Linked DNA regions of Homo sapiens: region 2 is linked to region 1. The links are chromatin loops, found by intact Hi-C in ENCODE. Cell type or tissue: mammary epithelial cell. All regions are shown on one strand. Links, peaks and the distances in the headings refer to the core of each region. The heading gives the core; the rest is flanking DNA.

Region 1 (5,372 bases), core at 255-5,254:
TTTTTTTTTTTTTTTTTGAGACAGAGTCTGGCTTTGTATAGCCCAGGCTGGAGTGCAGTGGTGCCATCTCGGCCCACTGCAACCTCCCACCTCCCAGGTTCAAGCTATCCTCCCATCTCAGCCTCCTGAGTAGCTGGGAATACAGGTGCGTGCTACCATGCCTGGCTAATTTTTGTATTTTTTGTAGAGTCGAGGTTTCGCCATGTTGGCCAGGCTGGTCTTGAACTCCTGACCTCAAGCGATCTGCTGCCTCAGGCTCCCAAAGTGTTAGGATTACAGGCGTGAGCTACTGCACCCAGCCCCATTTTTGTTTAAAAAATAATAATAATCACCCACACATAGTTATGAGTACCTATATTCCCAACTACTCAGGAGGCTGAGGTGGGAGGATGGCTTAAGCCCAGGAGTTTGTGGCCCCCTTGAGCAACATAGCAAGACTTCATCTCAAAAACAAATTATCACAATAATCATTTTCACATAAGTATACCTATAGGGGATAACCTAGAATATATATATAGCAGGCTCGTCCAAGCTGCGGCCCAACACAAATCTGTAAACTTTCTTAAAAACAGTACGAGGTTTTTTTGTGATTTTTTTTTCTTTTAGCTCATCAGCTATTGCTAGCATTAGTGTATTTTATGTGTGGCCCAAGGAGATTCTTCTCCTTCCAATGTGGTGCAGGGAGGCCAAAAGATTGGACATCCCTGATATACACGTTAACAGGTGCCATCCTTGGATGGCAGGATTATAGAGACTTCTACACGTTCATGTCTGTACTACTTCATTTTTATAAATATGCATTTTCCACTCGTAACAAAAAGCTGTGATTGAAAATCATCCCGGGTCACAGTGTTTCACACCTGTAATCCAACACTGTAAGAGTCTGAGGCTTTGGGAGGCTGAGGTGAGCGGATCACTTGAGGTCAAGAGTTCAAGACCAGCCTGGCCAACACGGTGAAACCCCATCTCTACTAGAAACACAAAAATTAGCCAGGAGTGGCGGTGCACGCCTATAATCCCAGCTGCTCGGGAGACTGAGGCAGGAGAATCATTTGAACCTGGGATGCATTGCAGTGAGCTGAGATTGCACCACTGCACTCCAGCCTTGGGAACAGAGTAAATCTCTGTTTAAAAAAAAATAATAAATGAGGCTGAGGCAGGACCATCACTTGAGGCCATGCATTCAGGACCCCATCTCTACAAAATAAAAAAATTACTAGCATGGTGGCACGCACCTGTCATCCCAGCTACTCAGGAAGTGGGAGGATTGCTAGAGCCCAGGAGTCGAGGCTGTAGTGAGCAATGACTGTGCCACTGCACTCCAGCCTGGGTGACAGAACAAGATCGTATCTCAAAAAAAAAAAAAAAAAGAATCATTCTGGCTAACGGCTCTTCAGACATCTGTGCTTATGAGAACACCAGCCCCTTCTAAGCTGTGTGTGTGCGTGTGTGTGTGTGTGTAATTTTTTTTTTTTTTTTTTTTTTGAGATGGAGTCTCACTCTGTCACTCAGGCTCAAGTGCAGTGGCACAATCTCGGCTCACTGCAACCTCCGCCTCCTGGGTTCAAGCAATTCTCCCGCCTCAGCCTCCCAAGTAGCTGGGATTACAGGCACCCACCATCGTGCCTGCCTAATTTTTGTATTTTTGTAGAGATGAGGTTTTACCATGTTGGCCAGGCTGGTTTCGAACTCCTGATCTCAAGTGATCCACCCGCCTTGGCCTCCCAAAGTGTTGGGATTACAGGCGTGAGCCACTGTGCCTGGACGCTTTCTAAGCTTTGTGAATAGTGGGTTGACTGAGCAGCCAGGTAGATGTGGGTTCAGATCTCTGCATCTGTCCCGCTGTGCCAAGTGCTGGGGCAGATGCGGGCAGAGAGTGGACAGCGGCACGGTGCCTGCTGCTAGCCATTTCTATGCAAAACCAGATTTCTTGTCCCATCCTGGAGGCCAATTCTAGGCACCTGGGTGGGCCTGGGAACCTGTGAACCAAGTAAACTGACTTGGACACACCCCCCACCCCGCCAGGCCTGTCCTAGCAGCCCCACACAATACGCTCATGTCCTGTCCCCAAACACTGCCATCCTGAAACACATGTCCTCTGTTTCCAGGCCGGGCTGGGATCAGATGGGAAGTGGAACCTCGTCATGACCAGAAACTGTTTCCCTACGAAGAGCACTTGGAGATGGCAATGCTGAACCTCACACTGTAGGACTCACATACGACTCCAACGGGATTGTGAGAATCAAGTCACTCTAGTGGGAAGAGTTTTTATATGGGAAAGCGGATAAAACTTTCATTGGACTGGAATGTTTGGAGAATGTTAATTTCCAAATCAGGAACCACAAACTGCCCTCTAATAAGACATCAGCTATCTAAGCATGTGGGTGCTCCCTTTCTGCCAGCAGTTCTGGTTCTTAAGAAAATCGCCATCAATCAGACATGAAATCTCTGGCTCCAAAAATAGCATTTTCTTTGTGCAAATAAAAACGTGTGTATCAAGTATGATGTTCCCCCAATGTGGACACACTCGGTTCCCCACAAAGCCAAGCCCGCTGCAGCTGCCACATCCCTGGACACATTCGGTTCCTCACAAAGCCAAGCCCGCTGCAGCTGCCACATCCGTGGACACACTCGGTTCTTCACAAAGCCAAGCCCACTGCAGCTGCCACATCCCTGGGCTTACAGTGCAGCAGGTGCTTTTTTCAAGACAGGAATCAAAATGTTAGGAACACGGCGGAAAGATGACACCTGGAGAGCAAACGCAGGATGAGGAGTACTGCAGAGGTCACACGGAAGTCGCAGAACAGTAATCCGCTAGCAGGGGCATGGGGCGTGAAGAACAGAAGAAGATAGGAAGTGTTTCCGAGCCTCCAGAAAAGAAATCAGAGCCAAGCACAGCTTCCCGGGTCACAGAACCAATTCATTTACCAGGCGGCACCACTGCCGTCATTTCACCTTCTGGCCACTGGGAGGCGCTGCTCGAAAGGGTTTGCCCTGAGACTCCGAGAAGAAGCTGCGGGAAGGACAGCAGGGGTCCCGGGGTTTTAGCCTCTGGCCCAGGAGTTATGTGTCCATAACCAAATGGAGCACACTCTGCACCCAGCTCTCATCCCATCGGAGCTGCTGCGATTCCCGCAGGTTCTTCCAGAACTGGTTTAGCTTGCCCGCAGGATCAGGAAAGTTTGAGAAAAGCATCTGCAAAAAAATAAAGAGCAGAGCTTAACTCATTTCCTGTCCCCACCCCATCCCAGGTCACCACCTGGCTGACCCCAGGTCCCCGACCCAACAACAAACCCTCCCAAGTTCCTAACTCCCTCACTTGGACTCGAGACTCTTCACGCCCCAGCAGCGCTCCGCCTCCAACTTGACATCACGCTTTCTGTCCCACTTTCCCACACTTCGTGCCCTGGAGCACCTCCCGGCCTCTACACGCTGTATGTTCCCCTGCGAGCACCCTCCTCTTGGCCTCTGGCCAAGTCCCACCCATCTGTGGGTAACAAGGGGGTGTTGGTGTTCTTTTCAGCCTTGCTAAACTGTCTGAATCAAGGATCACAAACTACAGCCTGCAGGCCAAATCCAGCCCACAGCCTGTGTTTGTAAATAAAGTTTTATTGGAACAAAGCCACACCCCTTAATCGAAGATGATCTGTGGCTACTTTCACACCACAACAGAGTACCATGGTTCTGACAGAGACTAGGAGACACAGTCTAAATGACTTCTGACCTGGACCTTTACTGAAAATCCTGCCAATCATTCTGTTGGCAAGAATGATGTATTACTTTTAGCAATAAGAAACAAGTAACCTTTGCAGAATTCCACCCATCTTTCAAGGCTGGTCCCAGAAGTTCCCTTTGCCCATGCACCTACCTGATCCTGATCACTTCCGAAACTGCAGCCCGGCCCACCCGGCTCCAGCATCATTTGTGGAGTGTCAGCTCCATAAATCCAGAGGGCAGGTGGGGGTGTGTCCTAACTTTCCCGAGCCTACTGTACCGAAACGGGACAGCAGAGTAGGCCAGCCTCTGTGACTTCTGCTCTCTCCCTAGCTTTTCCGCCAGACCCCACATGGTCCCACCCTGGCTGTGGGAAGCAGGGATCAGGGAGCATGGCTCAGTGCCAGTCTCCAGAACCCTCTCCACCCTCGCGTGGTGGCAGATGTGGCTACCTGCAGCTGAGCTGCCAGTTCCTCTGAGTCCTCAAAGACCAGGCCATTTTCTTCATGTTTCACCAGCTCATGTAAACTGCAGAGAGAACCAAGGGAGCCTGAGAGCTGCCTGGAGAAGACACCAGACCCCTGGGGTGCCCACCTGGGCTTCAGCCTCCCACCCCATGCTCAAGCCAGGCTGAGAGTTGGAACAGGGGGTGTGTTTTCCGGGGGGTGGTTCTTAGATTTGGCATCTGAAGGGTATAAAGGGGGGTACACATCTAAATGGCCAAACCGATTTGAAGAGGGAGCCTTAAGGGGGGTTTGTACCTTCTGTGCTGGATGCTCTTCAAGGACTGAAGAATTATTTTTGCATGTTTTTCTTAACTCCATGGCCATGGAACAAGTAAAGGGAACACCCGGGGGACTGGCTCAGCACATAAAAGATGACTTTTCTAGGGCACCAGGTTTGATCCCGACATTCCCTGAGCTCAGCTCACAGGAGGGGCTCACATCCCTGGATCCCATCCAGGAGCCGGCTCCTGAGCAGGGGCCAAGGGCTCAGCTTGTGCTGGGGCTACTGCTTCTAGAATCTCCTCTAACGCCGCCCTTCCAAACACACGTCTGTGCTGGGTAGAGTGGGGCCACAGCATGACACTCATTTAACTGATTCAAACCCACCACGTGAGCTTGGCCAAAAGGGACATGGTGGGAGAGAAAGAAACAAAGAAAACCATGTAAGCCTGCAGGCAATTCCCGCCAATTCTACTCTAGGAGCAAAAGCCCCGAGTGGAGTTCTAGTATTTAACATGCTTTTTTTCCATATTAGGTTGGTGCAAAAGTAATTGCCATCTTTAATGGCAAAAACGGTGATTACTTTTGTACCAACCTAAATATAACATGAGCTCTAAATGGAAGCAACTACTTCAGTGAGGCTCAGCCCAGCCACAGTAACCGCAGGGCTCCTCCTCATGGCCTCCAGTGTGTGCTGGACTGACCGAGGGGCAGGGCCTCACTGTGGGCAGCTCACTCTACACTGCTTCCCCCTCAGCGGTGGATCTGTGAAGCTATCCCCAGAAAGATTCGGGTTCTGCTCCTACCACTTGAAGTTCACAGCACACGCAGGCAAACAGCACCCGAACATGTCCACCACCTTCATGGGCAGGTCCAGGCCACTGGAGGATGTGTGCAGACAGACACCCAGGTCCACCGACCCTGCTAGGCAAG
Region 2 (5,372 bases), core at 88-5,087, 150 kb after region 1:
CCTGCAAGTGTCTTGGGGCCAGTGGTGGCTGCCTCTGTGCCCACAGCTGTCCATCCATGCCTGGGGGAGGATTCCAGAGTGTGGGAGGAGAACCTGAAGAAGGATTGCTCTGGATCCAGCGGAGGGGCTTCCAGAGGAGGCTACAACCCAGAGGGGGACCCCCCAACCCTCCTATAGTCCTGGGGCCAGACAGTGAGTGTGGGGAGCGCAGAGACAGGCCCATGTCTGTGCACACATGTGTGTTTGTCCGTGCATGGCGCCTGCCCTGGATGCTCTTTGGCGTGCGTGTCTGTGCGTTTCCCACACACACGTGTTTCCAAGAGCCTCAGTTCCTTGGGCGTTCTAAGGGGATCTCTATGTGGCCAGATGTGCATTTTTAAGTGTGTAATGAGCCCGGTGCCCATAGTGGCTCAAGCAGGGAGTCAGGGCTGGGGGAAGGGCCACAGCAGGACAAGGCTGTCCCCATGCAGGACAGCCTGTCCAACTGCAGAGATGCAGGGAGGAGGTGGCTTGGGTTGGGGCACAGGGACTTCCCAGCTCTAATTGGGAAGCCACCATTTCCGCCATCCCCAGGACACCGCGCACTGATGTCAGGCGAGCCGGCATGAGGCCCACTGCTGAGGGCCCCTCTGTCCTGATGCTGGCACCCTTCAGGGTGTCATGGCAGGACAAATAGGCAGGGCTATATGCGACCTGGCTGCAGCCTCACTGCCCGCACCTGCCTGAGCCTAATGGACTCTTGTTGGACATCTGGGGCTGCTGGAGTCCAGAGTCCCCTCGCAGTGCCACTCCCCCAGCCCTCTACACCCCCACCCTGCCCATCCATTTCCCTGCGGCCACGGCTGCCACGCCACCTCCTGGTATTGAGCAGTGATATGAGAAGGTGTGAAGGATACGGGGGCACCAGGGACAGGCTGGCAGGCAAGATGGATGAGGGGGCAGGGGGCCAGCAGGCGCCTCGGGCAGGCAGGGCGGGCGGGCCAGCCGGGGAGGGGTGTGCAGGGAGGCCTGCCTGTGTCTGTGCGCGTGCTGTGTGGTAAGTCCATGTGCACAGAAGCTGTACGTGTGTGCGCCATGTGGCGAGTCAGCAGGCTCTGAGTTCATCCGTGTGTCTGCGTGCATGTGGGTTAGCATGTCAGTGTGCTCGTGTGTGTGTGTGGGAGGGGGGTTGTTTCCCATCACACAGATCAAAATCGCACACACACACGTATCAGGGGCCACTACAATCCCAGCCTGGCCCTCCCCTGGGTGTCTCGGTGAAGGGGAGCCACCAGTACTGGAATGGATCCCCCAACTCCCTCCATCATCTCCCCACTTCCCACCCACCATGCCATGGCCAGGGCAGATGACTACACCTTGTTGTATAGCCTCAAGGGGCTGCTGGGACCCTCCAACTCACACAGAGCACTCCCATCTTGCCTGGCAGCAACTCCAAAGTGCTGGCAGCCTTTTCTCACACAGCCGGGCATGGGGTTGGGCCAGGGGCCGGCCCTCCTCCTTTTACATCCCCCAGAGCCAGCCCACCGTCTTTGTGTGGGGTCCCATCCAGCTCTGCAGGCTGAGATGTGAGACACAAGGGATTGAGCCACAGGCATCCCTGAGCTGCAGCTGCGCCCAGAACATAGCGCTCAGGGAGAAGCAGCCCTGCCGCCCCCCAGCCCCTCCATGCCCCCTCTTAGGAATCAAGGCCACTGCCAACCCAGCATCCCCAAGACAGGATTCTGGAGGAGGTATGGGGGGCTCCAGCCAGACGACCCACTCTGTGCCATTCAGCAAGAGTCAAAAGGCCAGCGAGCACTCTCAACCAAGGAACTGGCAGCCTCTCAGGGGGACCTCCAGGTTCTGCCTCCCTGCAGAGTGATCCATGTGTCCCCTGAATGCCCAGCACAGGCTGTAGACAACCTGGAGAGGGTGCCCGGTCAGGCCAGAGAGAACAGACAGACCCACAGGCAGAGCGGACGCCCACTTCTCACCTGGGCCAGCCTCACCGTTTCCACTCATGTCCAGATGGGGATTCCGTGGACACCATCAGCCAGGGCAGTGCCCCCAGTTCCAGGCGGGATGGGCTTACCGCTCTCCAGGCTGGGCTAGACCATCACAGGCGGAAGAGATTATGTGCTTAGGTTAACTGGGGAGGCTGAGGCACGGAGACTGTGGGACCTGCCAGCGTTGCGCAGCTCCCTGAGTTCATCCATGTGTCTGTGCGTGTGGGTTCACGTGCCACAGGACCTGGGCTTCCCGCCATCCAGTCTGGGGCTCTATGCTGACTGCACTCGTTGCTGCTGCCCCCTTGCGTTTCCTGCTCACACTGCTCCTGACAATTGCGCATCTGCCGGCCGGCTGGGGCCAGCCTCAGGTCAGGGGTCTGGGTCTTGGTGGGAGGGCACCTCCTCCGCCATTCAGCCCGCAATCTGCTGCTCCCACTGTGCCTCCCAACCCCCGGGGCCCCAGCCCCTCCAGTCAGCCAGGCCTGGACCCCTGCAGATGCCCAGCCGTCCTCAAGAACCACTCTCCCACCCCCTCACCCCTGCCACGCCTGGGCCCATCGATCAGGAATGGCTGGGGGGCTCTTAGCTGGGGAAGGGAGGAACTTGAAGAGGGAGGACAAGGAGGGAGGAAGGGGGGCTCTGCAACGTCAGAACCTTCCCACCTGCCCTCCTCCCGCACAGCCTTGGACAGCACAGCCCGAGAGTGGCTTGGAGAAGGGCCGCTGCACGCCCCAGAGCCTGCATCTCACCTTCGGAGACCAGGGGTCCAGCTCGAGTAGGAAGACCACGACCTCAGGACGTGGACGAAGGGCGATCGAGGAGGCAAGGACCGTCCTGCCGAGAGACTACAGCTTGTGTGAGCACCTGAGGGCTGAGCTGAGGTGCCGAGTGGACGAGTGGTGACCACCCCTTCCAGCAGGCAGGTTCCCAGCCCCAGCCAAGCAGTGTTTCTCCAGGAGCCGGACAGCCTCTCTGTCTCCATGGCAGGTAGGCTACGTTCTGAAGCAGAGGTGGCCTCATGGGTCAGGCTCAGGTTCCAGGGTGGGTGGGCAGGGTGGGAACCAAGACAGCCCCGCTGAACCCAGGTCCTTCACAAGAGGGTGGGGCAGGGGCACCCCAGGCTAAGGTCTGAGATCCCAACGGGACAGGGCTCACGGCTGCCCAAGTGCAATTATGGGAGATGCCAGGGACCAGGCTGTTCCGGGAGATGAGCGCCTCACTGGGCACGTGTGACCTCGGGCCTCTCCCTGAGCCCCAGCTCCTTGAGCATCAAAGTTGGGGCTGGACAAGAAGCCCTTAGCTTCCCTTCCAGACTTGACACTCGATGCTTCTGGCAAGCTGTCATCTCTGGGCCCTGAGGAATGCTGGCTTCTAGAGGGACTGAGCAAAGGACAGGCTCCCCCCACCAGAGTCCCTGAAAGTGTTGAGGGGCAGCACATTGGCTGCGACGGGCAGCGGGTGAGCCCCTAGAGGACTTGGGAGCCAGTGACCACCGGCAAAGCCTCCAGGCCCAGTGAAATCATGAGCCCCCCCACCTTGGGACCCATTGCCATGGACCCAGGGGGGCTGGCATCACCTGGATGACGTACCCGCCCCAGCAGGGCAGCCGGGCGACAACCAGCTACCCTTCTGATGGACTGGCCACAGGGGCAGGGGGACATCAGCCCATCTATCCATCCTGCCCAGGGTCCTCAAACCTGATGTGACCCATCCCTGTCACAAAGACGCCCCCTCCCCCGCGAGGCTGCAGAAATCCCAGGGCCTTTGCACGCAGCTCTCAGGGCTGCTGAGGACGTGGCCATGGCCCTGGGCTCCACATTCTCCCCAGGCACCTACTAAGAGCTCACCCTGGCCAGGTGCCGTCCACCTGGTACCTCAGCAGATGCTATGCCACCTGGGGGCCTCCGTCACCCGCCTGTCTGCCAGTTCATCCATCTCTCCAACACCCAGCACCCCCCTCTGCTCCAGGCATCCCATAGTCTTACAGTCGTGTAAATATCCCAAAGCCACTCGGGTGGGGACACAGCTGGGAATAAAACCTTGTCCCCTGACTCCCAGCCACTGTGGCTTCCATGGCCCTTCCAGCTTCTCAGCCCCTTATGGGGCTGCTATAAAATAATAGTTCTGTTTCTCAGGATTTTTTTCCATTTAAAACATTTTAATTGTAAAATATACATAACACAATTTACCATCTTAACCTTTTTATTTATTTATATTTATTTATTTATTTATTTATTTATTTTTTGAGACAGAGTCTCACTCTGTCACCCAGGCTGGAGTGCAGTGGTGTGAACATGTCTCACTGCAACCTCCACCCCCTTGGGTTCAAGCGACACTTGTGTCTCAGCCTCCCGAATAGCTGGGATTACAGGTGCCCGCCAGCACTTCTGGCTAATTTTTGTATTTTTAGTAGAGATAGGGTTTGCCGTGATGGCCAGGCTGGTCTCAAACTCCTGACCTCAAGTGACCTACCCGCCTCGGCCTCCCAAAGTGCTGGGATTACAGGCATGAGCCACCGCGCCCGGCCCACCTTAACCATTTTTAAATACACAGTTTTGTGTCATTAATTACATTCACATTGTAAAAAGTAAAGTAGAGGTTCCTCTTCATAGACTTTCCTGCCATCTAATTAGAATAAATAATAACTTCTCTTAGAAGCAAAATTTATTCAAAGACCTGTACTAACATTCTTAAATATCTGCTAACAATAATAAAAAAAAATCAATATATTTTATGTTCTTAGCTCCCACAATTTAGCCTAAATATTTGCCCTAGCATGCTTATATTGGTCCAAGCAAACATTAGGTCATAGCCTGTTCCTCTTCCTTATTTGAAGGTGTTTTTACCTTTCTCAGCATTCTATAAGTTACTTCCTCCTTCCTTTGTTCTCCTCTGCCTTTGCCAGTTTTAAAAGTTCTAAGTTACTAGCCAATCAGGACAAATACAGAATGTGAGGTCCCGTTCCGGCCAATGGGAACCAGACACAGCAGTAGGGTGGACACGTCAGGTTATAAATGACCCTGTCTCCTTTGTTCGGTGTACTCTCATGGCAAAGCTGCTGGCGAGTGTACCCTTTCTGCAAAAAGTAAAAAAAAATGGCCTTGCTGAGGAAATTAAATTTATGTTCAAGTGCTATTTCTTTACGGCACCGGAAAACAAGCATTTCTAACAACACTGTTGTGCAACCATCATTAGCATCCATCTCTAGAACATTTTGCATCTTGCAGAACTGATATTCTGTCCTTATGAAACAACAACTCTCCATCTCCTCCTCCCCAGCCCCTGGCAACCACCATTCTACTTTCTGTTTCTATGATTTGGCCTCACCACGTACGGCCTATGAGTAGAATCATATGGTATTTGTCCTTTGGTGTCTGGCTCATT

Evidence for each region. Hi-C counts contacts between places; a loop is a spot of excess contacts. Peaks named below come from ENCODE experiments on the same cell type or tissue, not always from the same donor. Only the 100,000 strongest peaks of a DNase experiment are listed, where the experiment ranks them.
Region 2: a loop joins it to region 1, with 3 times the contacts of the local background. A loop is called at or near these places in 32 of 110 quality-filtered maps.

Annotation. Positions count from the first base shown.
Region 1 is chr11:67,790,030-67,795,401 of GRCh38, reverse strand. It overlaps the pseudogene ALG1L8P and the pseudogene FAM86C2P. Among named protein-coding and RNA genes, the nearest start is that of LINC02754, 92 kb to the left of the region's middle. RefSeq lists enhancers at 1,354-2,165, 2,979-3,791. In mammary epithelial cell, for the core only: a CTCF peak has its summit at 2,948 (motif pointing right); no DNase peak of the experiment used is centred there.
Region 2 is chr11:67,637,069-67,642,440 of GRCh38, reverse strand. It overlaps TBX10 (T-box transcription factor 10), which reads left to right and starts at 2,678. Exons shown (of 8, transcript NM_005995.5): 1 at 2,678-2,975. The coding sequence starts at 2,969. In mammary epithelial cell, for the core only: a CTCF peak has its summit at 2,287 (motif pointing left); no DNase peak of the experiment used is centred there.